Linked DNA regions of Homo sapiens: region 2 is linked to region 1. The links are chromatin loops, found by intact Hi-C in ENCODE. Cell type or tissue: IMR-90. All regions are shown on one strand. Each heading gives the region's core, and the rest is flanking DNA. Links, peaks and the distances in the headings are about the cores only. Region 1 overlaps TENM4 (teneurin transmembrane protein 4). Region 2 overlaps TENM4 (teneurin transmembrane protein 4).

Region 1 (5,373 bases), core at 106-5,105:
AGACTCTGTCTCAAAAAAAAAAAAAAAAAAGTCATGGAACCTGCCAAATCCTATAGGAATTGGTGACTGTGAACCAAGTGGGCTGCTCTTGTGTGGACAGACCACAAAAAGCTTCCCACCCTACCCTGCAAATAATCAGCCGCTCTCTGTGCCACCTCCCCCTTAGAGCCCCGCTGAACCTTAAGATGGCCCACTGGGTCTGCATTATTTTTCCTAAGGTTCAGTCTGTTTGAAAAGCTGGATGGATATGACTATGTTATAAACCTTCTGTCACTCAAGGTGGGAGAAAATGAGCAGCCCTTGCTGTAAGTGGTTGCATTGTCTTGTACTGTATACTTTTATATGTCTGTGCTTATGTTAGCTCTCTTATAGACGATGTACTGCACATGTTGAAAGGTCAGCCACAGATAAGACTGCAAATTGTCTGAGCTCAAAGTTCTTGTCCCAAGCCATCGCCTCCTCCTTCTGAAGAGTTGGGAGTTTGCTCATAGAACTATAGAAAGCTGGGGTTTTAGAACCGTGGCATGATAGAAACTTGGGGTCAGACTGACTGATTTACAACATCTTGGAACTCACAGAATGTGAGTGTCCTAAAATTATAGCATGTTCTAATCTTTGAACATCAGAACTTAAGAATCCTAGTATGTGAGACCCCCTAGAATTAAGCTAGTCAACAAATACTTCTACAATGCCTACTATGTGCCAGGCATTATGTTAGATTCTGAATATAAAGACATGAACAAAATTTCCTAAGGGTCTTGCTTTTAGGCAGGTTCCAGAGAATGTCAGAATTTAAGAATCATAAAATGTGAGATTCTTAGAAAAATGAAACATTGCTGTGTTGAAATCCTAGACTGCCAAAGGTGAAGCCTTGAATCATTCTCTCCAGCTCTCTCTACCTTTTTACGAGGCCTAGGGCCTGTTCCAGGCAGGTCGGAATAAAATCTCAGTAATAGGAACATCATATCAGTTCGGTGACATCACAGAATGGCCAGCTTATAGGGGCTCAGGGATCACCCAGTCCCCACTGCTGCTTTTATCAGCGAGGCCACTGAGGCCAGAGAGGGGCAGCTGTTTGATAGATCACCTAGCCCCGTCAGGACTAGACCCCGGGTTTTCAGGTATGTCTTAAAGAACAGGCAGAACAGAAAAGGCTTTCCGTGTGCTTCCGAGATTCCCTCTTTGCCAGCCTGCACTGAGGCCCCAGCTCTTCAGAAGGAGTTTGCAGCAACTTTCTCTGTGGAGGCATCAGCCCCGCCCCCGGCCCACGTGTGCAGTAGATCGCCCCGTGTTGGGAGCCCCCCCTTCCCGTTGATGAGTGTTTTATTTTGCTCCCTCCCCCTCCCCGTGTGCCTCAAAATCAATTTTCATTATTTTTTCTGTCTGTGTTTGTCTTTGTGGTTCGCAGGTGCTCCCTTGCATTGTTCATCCTGCTTCATCAACCCCTATTGAGCAGTCCCCCTCCCCGCCCCCCTCCCCTCCGGCCAATGAGAGCCAGAGGCGGTTGCTAGGCAACGGTGTGGCCCAGCCAACCCCGGACTCAGACTCTGAGGAAGAGTTTGTCCCTAATTCATTCTTAGTTAAAAGTGGCTCCGCCAGCCTGGGGGTCGCGGCGAACGGTAAGTCCCTCTCTCTTCCTACTTTTGAGGGTTTGTTTTTAAAATTGTCCTTCCGTTGCGGATGCCTGCTTGGGCCACTTGCCGGGCGGAGGGGCCTGGTGCGTGGTGGGATCCGGGGGAGCTGGGGGCCTGACGTGGCTCCGCGGGCTCAGGCAGCCCCGCTCTTGCCCCGCGGCGCCGCTGGAGTGTGCAAGAGTTGGAGGGCTGCTTCTGTCCCCAACCCCCATGAGAGACATCGGACAGGCAGATGTACCGACAAAGATGCACAGACAGACATCACGAGAAGGAAACATCAGGTGAAGGCCCAGACAGGTAAAGGTAGAGACAAAGATTGACACAGACAGAAAAAAAAAAAAAAGGTTAAGACATAGGCAACACCAACCAACTACCTACTCTGTGCCAGGGACTGTGCCAGGCACTGTCACAACCATGCCCAGAGACTCAGTATTTTAGTGTCCCCATTTTCACTGGAAAAACTGAGAAGGATTACCCCATTACCCATAAAACAGCGCTGGCTTTAAAAGTTCTCCAGTTTCACAGAGCCTGGAGACAGGCGGCCCTGAAGCCCCAGCCAGCTGCAGGGCTAAATGCCGGCTGCAGAGAGAGCCACTGGGTTTAAGCATGGATCTGCAAGCTCTCTTATTCTGAGCTCTGTCCTGGTGTTCTTAAGGTGGGAGGTGGGGTATGGCAGAAGAGCTCCAGGGTGACCAGCTTGTATCCCCTGATCAGGTGCTGTTAGACTTGAGCCAAGGTGCTTGCCCTCTCTGTCCAGCAGAGGCCAGTCAGCTTCTTTGCAAGGAAACCCAGGAAGGAATTCAAACCTCTAAGAGGTGGGGCAGGATGTACATGAGGTAACCTAGGATCACCTTAATAGCCCCAGGATTTCCTGATGTTTGGAGAAGAGAGGAAATGAAACTGTTTCCCCACAAATAACACTGTAGGTTTTGTGTTGATTTGGCAAACATTTATTTATAAGTGCTTGTGTGGTACTAAATTCCAGGCCAGATTCTGAAAAAGGAGGCAGAGGTTCAAAGAGGGATAAGACAGTCTATGGGCTCTGGAACCAAACAGCTTTGAATTACATACAAGCTTTATTGCTGTGGGACATTAGATAAGTCACATTGCCTCTCCAGGCTTATTTCTTCAAGGGTCAAGTGGCCATTGTAGTGCCCACCTCATGATGAGCACCCATCACAGTGCCTGGAACACAGAAGGAGTGTGGTAACTGTTAGTCATTGCCTGGTCCCCTCCACCTGCCTCTAGGGGATTTACAGACAGCCTGTCTGTGAAAGCTCCCAGCACACTGCTTGGCACTTGGGGATGCTCCAAGAAATGTCAGATGCCATCTTTTCTCTTGGGAGTACATCATTATAGCCGAAGGTGGCAAAGGCGGTAGGAACCTAGTATGTTCTGTGACTGAGGAAGAAGCCTCTACTCTGCCTAAGAGAATTAGGAAATGCCTCCTAAAGGAGGCACTTACAGGACTTGAAGAAATTAGTGAGGTGTGCCAGACAGAGATTACCAAGGGTGTTCTGGGCAGAGGGAACACATGGACAAAGAACTTGAGGTGGGGACAAGGGAAGCCTGCCCCAGCTCTTTTAAACCTGAGAGCCTGGGCTGTAAATAGGTGTGAACCTTGGAAGGGTATGGAAGGCCATGTGGTGAAAGTCACCTGAGCTCTTCTGAGAACTGGCTTGAGTTCCCCCACCAAATGACAATGAAGGGCGGTCATTACCTACCCTCCTTTTCTAGCTAGGACCTCCCCGCTTCCACTGTCTTTGGAAATCAGAGAGATCTTTGTCCTTGATGATTCTCTTCTGACAGGATTTTACACCCTGCATTCTCCATGACCAAGACCCAAACCTCCTCCTTTTTTCTCAGTGCTCCCTGGGGTGGGCTTGTTTTCTTGGTGGTTCAATGTCCCTACTCCTCTATGCCTTTTAGCTGCCTGTGTTTCAAATGATGCACAGAAACACAGGAACCCTGGGCTGGGAGCAAGGAGACCTGGTTCCAGACCCAGCTTTGTGGCTCACTGGCTATTTATCCTTGGCAAATCACTGTCTTTCTAAGCCTCAGTTTCCCCATTTTGCCAGTGATGGAGCAATTTCTAAGGTACCCTGATTTTAGGAGTGTCACAAGTTATTCCTGCCAGTAGCCTTCTTAAGCTTATGGGGTAGGGGGGAAATATATATATATGTGTGTGTGTGTATATGTGTAATGATGTTCTTTGTTCATTTCTGAGTAAGCCTTACACGTAGAAGAGAAGGCAAGAGATTAAAGTCCTTAATCTCTTCCTTTGCAAATTAGTGAACAAGAGCAATCACTTTGTTGCGAGTTCTAAGGCAAATTGATGACATTATTGCATTATTGATGTGCAGGGAAGGAGATGGGGGACTTTAGCCTGCAGCTGTCTGCTCATTGCTGCTCCTCCATGCTCCTGCACCCCAGGGGACCTTGTCACTTTGGATCCCTTCCCCAGGCCCTTGCTCTGAATGTCACTCTAAAAGTTGGTAATAAGCATGTCTCATGCCTGAAGGAAGAGTCTGGGTCCTTACTGGTCTGTTCCTCTGGGGTTGGGATCATGAGAGAGCTCAATGAGTCTCTGCCATCTGGACCCTGCCTACTGCCTTCCTCTCTCCTGAAACCCAAAACCAGGGATCTTCTATGAGCCAAAGGACATGCTGGTACTGGTGTGGACTCAGCACTAGTGAGTGAAGATTAGAGGGCCCTGGTACGTAGATGTAGCAGGCCTAATAAATGCTTTTATGGTTTTTAATTTGATTTTTTTCATGGAAAAAATGTGAAATTATTTTAATGGAATTATCTTTATTGTTTCTGCCAATTATAAAAGTAGCAATGCTTGTTAACATTCAAATAATATGGAAAGGTAAAATGTTAAGTTCTCTTATAATCCTTCCTCCGAGATATAACTACGTTTAACAGTTTGGTGCATGGTTTTTCAGAGACTTTTAATTTAGTGCTCATTGAATGAGTGAGTGAATGAACCAATGAGCAAGCAATGCTTAAGGACCACAGTGTAGCAGAGAGCTATAGCCATTGCTCTAGAGACAAGCCTGAAATTGGATCCCAGATGTGCAACTCTAGGCAATGTTTCCAACCTCTGAAAGCATTGGTTGCTCCATCTGTGAAATGGGAGAAAACCTTCCAAGGTTGTTGTGGTATTTAAAAAAGTTGAAGCTGATAAAACTTTTCTATCTCTCTTCCCTATCTCCACACCCCCATCTCCTTCCACCAATTTGAGACCTTGGAGACCACCCTCAACAGAGCAGTTGCTTTAGGGCCAGCTGGGACTGCATTCAGATTATATTTTAAATTACAAAGAATGCCTCTTTGGCTCCTAAAGGGTGAAAATGAGACAGTTTCCTATGGTGGGAGCTGAGGCTGTTGGAGCCAGCCTTCCCGGGAGCTTGCGCTGGACTCTCCAGCATCACCCCAGAGGCCCTCTGCCCACAGCTGTGTCAACTCCAGCCTGAGCTGCCATCCCAGATCTGGTAGGCCTCAGAGCTGCCCTGCTAAAATCCCCATGTAAAGTGCAAAGAGGACCGTGGGGTATCACAGAACAGCTCATTGTCCCTGTGGAGAAGAAAACAGGGGAAGTAGCTTTTTCTCTTATCAAAATCCTAATCCTTCCCCAAGGGTAATCATCCAGAAATCACTGATATATATAAAGAAAGATTTCACTAAAATATCAACTAGTCACAGTTGAAAAAGCAAAGGAAGTGGTTAGGATTAA
Region 2 (5,373 bases), core at 178-5,177, 130 kb before region 1:
GCCCAGGCACTTACTGACTATACAACTTTGGCTAAGTCCTGAGCGTCTCTGTGCCTTGGCTTCTCATCAGTAACAGGAGTGTAACAACTCTCCCTTCAGTGGAATGCAATGCAGAACGAATGAGTTGCCAGATGCAAGCCATGCCTTCTCAACAGTGCAGCCCTCTTCACTTGCTGCCATAGGCAGCTCGCCACCTGCCTTTCTTCTGCACGGGTGTCTGCATGTTGCATTTAAGCAGGAAGCATCAGTCACGCTGACAAATATCTGTGCCCTCAGGTGGTGTTTGTAACCAATTAGAGGTTTGGCATTTATTCTCAACTGCCTGTTGTTATATTTTTCAAATAGCCAAGTATTTAAATAACATCAGCCTGATTGCTCCTGCAGATTCATAGCCCTTGTCCTGCACCAGGGAAATCCTCTTGCAGACGGCAGCTGCAGCCTTGTGGAAGGGACATTGGGCATCAGAACACTGTAGTAGAGTCCGAGCTCTGCTCCTTGCCAGCTAGGTGACCTTGGACAAGTCACTTCTCCTGGTGCAGGCTTAATTTCCTCAACAAGAAAAACATATATTTGTATAGTGCTTCACAGCTTCAAAGCCACATCTGCCTGCCCCTGTGACATTTCCATCTAAATGTAGCTGACCTTTATCACCTCCATGATATAGCTAAAAAAATGGAGGCTCTCTGTGTGGGGCTTTGAATCTCAGCTCCCTTAAGAAGTGCTGTGATGTAGAGCAAATCCTTGCCCTCTGTGATTCTCAGTTTCTATAAAATGGCAACACAACAGCACACAAATATCACCAGACACCTAGTGGGAGCCCAGCAAATGAGAACCACTGTGTGTACTTGTTATTGGTGTATTAGTGTCATTCGTCTAGCATCACAAAGCCAGGTCTCAAAGTCAGCTCTCTTGAGCCAGACCCCACACTCTTGCCTGCGGCCATTGGAATGCTACTAGTCTGTGGGCCAAACATTAAGTAGCAAGGATACTACTTGCTATTCGCTCACTGAACCATTGGGATGAGGATATGAAACCTGCTTCTTTGGGTTAGCTGGGGCAGTGTGATTGGCAGTGCTGTGTACATCATGAAGTGCCAGGTCCAGGTAAGGACTGGGCACTTCCCTCTGGTGAGGTAGATCCAATTACTTGCTATAGACCAAATTATAAGCCCAGACTCTTTCTTTTAGATTATGCTAAAAATCATTCTCTGGGCCCTTCCTGTTTCCTGTTTAGCACCAGGCTCTGACTTGAACACCCTTTCCTTGCGCTCGTGGAATGGGAGGAGAAGGAAGCTAGCAGGCCAAAGCAGGCACAACTTGGGAAGGTCGAGGCAAAAAGGGCCAGTTTCCAGCCATCTAGCCTGTTGTGGGGCCTGGCCCTCTTGGGGGCTAATCCCCTTTGTGATGCTCCCTTGGAGCAGGCACAGAGTCTAAGCCAATTAAAACCCTCCCTTTGAAGGTGGTTCAGGTTTCCCAGAGAGCACAGGCCTGCACAGTGACCCAAGGTAATTGTTTCAAGGATTGCTCTCCTCTCCTCCCTGCTGGCCAGAGCTGGAGGAAGACCAGGGCTTTGTCTGGGAAGGCTCCATCACATTTTCCCGCTCCAGACCCCCAGATGACCATGTGGGTCTGCAGGAGAGGCAGGATGGCAGGGATATAAACAACTGACCATCTTACAGATGAGGAAAGTGAGGCCTGGGATGGCTATGCAGGGCTGAGATTCAAACTGCAACATACCTGCTCAAAACTGGTGCCTGCTCTGTCTTTCTAGGACAAGAACCAAACCCTTGTCACCTTCAATCCCAGCACAGATGGGGCCTATAGTAGGTTTCTAGTACATATTTGTTCAGTGATGACTGAATAAACAAATAATGCTGAACAGGAACATTCGTCTTAATGCAATAGTGTGAATGGGCCGGAGAAATCCAGAACTGCATCTGGGCCGGAGTGAAGTATTAAATACTTGATAATACTTAGCAATAGTAGTCATAATAAACAGCCAAGTGCGAAGCCTGTTCTAAGCTCCTTCTAACTCACTCAGTCCCCCCAACAACCCTATTGGGTAGGTCAATTATCTCCACTTCAAAGATGATATAGAGGAATAAAGAGGTTAAGTGAATTGTGCCTGGCACACAGCTGGGGCGCACAGAGCTGGGAGTCGAACCTTGGCTTCCTGACTGCAGAGCCAATGTCTGGGCTGCTATGCACCCCTTTCTTTCTAACAGGAATGTCTTCCTCTGTGAGGTTCAGATGGTGATGACCTTCACCCTCCCTGTCTCCCCGCAATACAGGGTCTCAGTGACATGAGATGTGAAGGAGCTTTCCATTAGAAACACCATACTAGACAATCTGGACCATTGCCGGCCAGCAGAGGCCAGGCTGGGCCCTAGATACCATCACCCTCTGGGTTTCAGCCCTGGAGAGAGCAAGCAGCCCCACTCCAGCTGGAGGAGCCTCCAAGACTGGTACATTTCACAACTGAGATTAAAGACCCATAAAAGCAGAACCGATGGAGTGACAGGCAGAGTGTCTTAATGAAAACAAATTTAGAACTACAATCAAGAGAACAAAGTGAGGATCGGGCCCTGGGAAGCCAGACTCCAGTGACCCAGGTGTAACATTAGCCAGCTGCGGGGCCAAGGGCCAGAGCTTCCCCACGGAAAGAACAGCCTGGGGCCCTCCTGGAAGGTAGAGAGGCAGCCACAGTTGCTGAGGGAGGCTCTGCTCAGCCCACAAGAGCCCACTGTAGTGCGTGTGCAGCCTGGAGGCTGTAGAGGAGCACAGCATTTGTCCTGTATACCCTGGTGACTGCTAGGAAGGCAAACAGGGCCTCCTCAGCTAGAGTCAGGGGCCCCTCCTTCACCCCCAGTGCAGAGTGATTAAGGACATTCTGAGAATGTCACCTCTGTACAGTGAGCTGCAGGAAGGACCTTGTAAAGGGAAGGGGGCATCTGAAACAGGAGAATGCAGAGCTCAGAGCTAACATCCCTCGATCCCTCACTAAGGAACATGCGACTGGGCCCAGGGCCGAGGACAGATCTTTTCAGCGCTTCTGTGTTTGTTAGATGGTTTTTTGTTTGATTTGGAAGCCTTGTAGGGATTTGAGGCTGGATGGTACAAGTTCATGCAGGACTTGTGCTAACAGCGATCTCTGATCCCAAGCAATAGGATTCCCATGCAGCATGTTTCTGCTCCAGCGGGGAGCTTGGTTTGATCAGAATCCTCTCAGCATGGGGACTGGCATTCCTCAAACATATGGAATTCATCCAACGACATTCCCTTCTAACTGGGGGGTAGTTAATCATTTCCTTGTCTGTCTCACCCTCGGAATGCATGGAAAATTTAAGGACATACCTCTGCACTCAGAGTCAAAAGAATTGGGCTTTATCTGAGTCCTGGTTCCTGCTTTTTGCTAGCTGTGTGACTTGGAAACAAGGCACTTTGCCTCTCTAAGCTTCAGTTCTTTATTTAATACAGGATCATAGCTACTCAGAAACATTTGTTCATTTGTTCAATTAGCCATTATTTATTAAGTGCCTACATTTGCAAGGACAGAAGCTTGGGTTTTATGCCGAACAAGAGAGACACAGTTCCCAACTCTGTAGAGCTTAGAGCATATAATTAAGCAACTACTTAAATATAATTTTGGTAAGTTATCAAAAAAAGGTACAGAATGGTAGATTAAATCACATTAAAATGTGTTAGAAATGTATAAGTTCTAAAGTACTATTTAAACACTAGGCAGCATTATCCTTATTACCCTCGTAATATTTCCTTTTTTTTTTTTTTTTTTGCGAGACAGAGTCTTGCTCTGTCACCCAGGCTGGAGTGCAATGGAATGATCCTGGCTCACTGCAACCTCCGCCTTTCAGGTTCAAGCGATCCCACTGCCTCAGCTTCCCAAGCAGCTGGGACTACAGGCATAAGCCACCACACCCAGCTAATTTTTCTATTTTTAGTAGAGATGAGGTTTCACCATGTTGGCCAGGCTGGTCTTAAACTCCTGACCTCAAGTGATCTGCCCGCCTCAGCCTCCCAAAGTGCTGGGATTACAGGCATGAGCCACCAGACCTGACCCAGTTCCTCTTATTTTTAAAATACCTTAATGATCTGATCCTCAGTTTCCTCCCCAGTAATATGGGAATTATAAAAATACCTATGTCAGCCAGCCTTTGCTATATAACATATCACCCTAAAATGCAGTGGCTTAAAATGACTGCATGTTGGTTCCTGTTTCCAAGAGTCAGTTATTTGGGCTGGGCAAAGCTAGGTGGTTCAGCTAGTCTCCCCTGGGTTCACCTGTGTGGCTATAATCTACCGGGTGTTGGTTGGCTCAGCCCTGTGGCTCCAGCAACAAGTAGGCTAGCCTGGGCCTCTTTATATGACAGCTGTTTTCCAAAAGCAGGGGGAGAAGGCAATCCCAAAGGCTCAAGTGTTTTTCATGCCTCTGATTCAAGTTTGCTAATATCCGCTTGGCCCACTGGCCAATGCAAGTCATGTGGCCAACCCCAGAGTTAGTGTGGGGGACTACACAAGAGTTTGGAAACAGGGAGGTATGATTCCTTGGGAGCCATTAGTATGGCAGTCTACCATCATGCCTCACTTCCAGAGTCGTTCTGGTGACTTAGTAATAAATACAGGATGCTGTGCTTGTGGTGTTTGTATGAATATTGGTGACTGTACATAGTAGATGTTTAAGAATTGGTCGGTCAATATGAATCTGAGCAGCTTGCTACCTTATTAAGGAAAAGTGACATTACACAGGAAATAAGTGGCAAGCAATTGGCCAAAACAGCATGTAAAGTGTGGGGTTATGGGTATATGCAGAGCAGTTTCAGGTAATAAGACTGCATCTGACTTCAATTTTCAACCTTGGTGTTTTACATTAGCCAAAAGAAACTTTTTCAGAGAAGAATGGCCAGGATGGAGACAACGTGAGTGAGGACTGAATCAGGGGAAGGCAAATAAATACTTCTCCTGGATAACAAGGCAACATTTACACCTATTGACTGAGTCTTTATTAAGTGCCAAGCATAGGATTGAGCCTTTCTATGCATCACCTCATTTGAGCCTCAAGACAACCCTGTAAGGTGGTATATACTATCCCCATTTTACAGATAAGGAAATTGAGGCTTAGAGAGTTTATCATCCAAAGTTGTACGAGAAGTATGTAAGAGATTCAGGGTTCAAATCAAGGTCTGCCTGACTCAAAAAAGCCTGACCCAAAAAAAAAACCCCCCTTTTTTTTTTTTGAGACAGAGTCTCGCTCTTTCGCCCAGGCTGGAGTGCAGTGGCGCGATCTCAGCTTACTGCAAGCTCCGCCTCCCGGGTTCACGCCATTCTCCTGCCTCAGCCTCCTGAGTAGCTGGAACTA

What was found. A loop is a pair of places that touch in the nucleus more often than their neighbours do. Peaks named below come from ENCODE experiments on the same cell type or tissue, not always from the same donor. Only the 100,000 strongest peaks of a DNase experiment are listed, where the experiment ranks them.
Region 2: it touches region 1 in a loop (2.9-fold over the local background); 2 of 110 quality-filtered maps call a loop at or near these places.

Annotation. Positions count from the first base shown.
Region 1 is chr11:78,958,389-78,963,761 of GRCh38, reverse strand. All of the region lies in intron 6 of TENM4 (teneurin transmembrane protein 4), which reads left to right. Among named protein-coding and RNA genes, the nearest start is that of TENM4-AS1, 130 kb to the left of the region's middle. In IMR-90, for the core only: a CTCF peak has its summit at 2,393 (motif pointing right); no DNase peak of the experiment used is centred there.
Region 2 is chr11:79,085,255-79,090,627 of GRCh38, reverse strand. All of the region lies in intron 4 of TENM4 (teneurin transmembrane protein 4), which reads left to right. Among named protein-coding and RNA genes, the nearest start is that of TENM4-AS1, 5.3 kb to the left of the region's middle. RefSeq lists an enhancer at 2,834-3,556. In IMR-90, for the core only: a CTCF peak has its summit at 2,379 (motif pointing right); a DNase peak (open chromatin) is centred at 3,237; H3K27ac peaks cover 1,058 bases.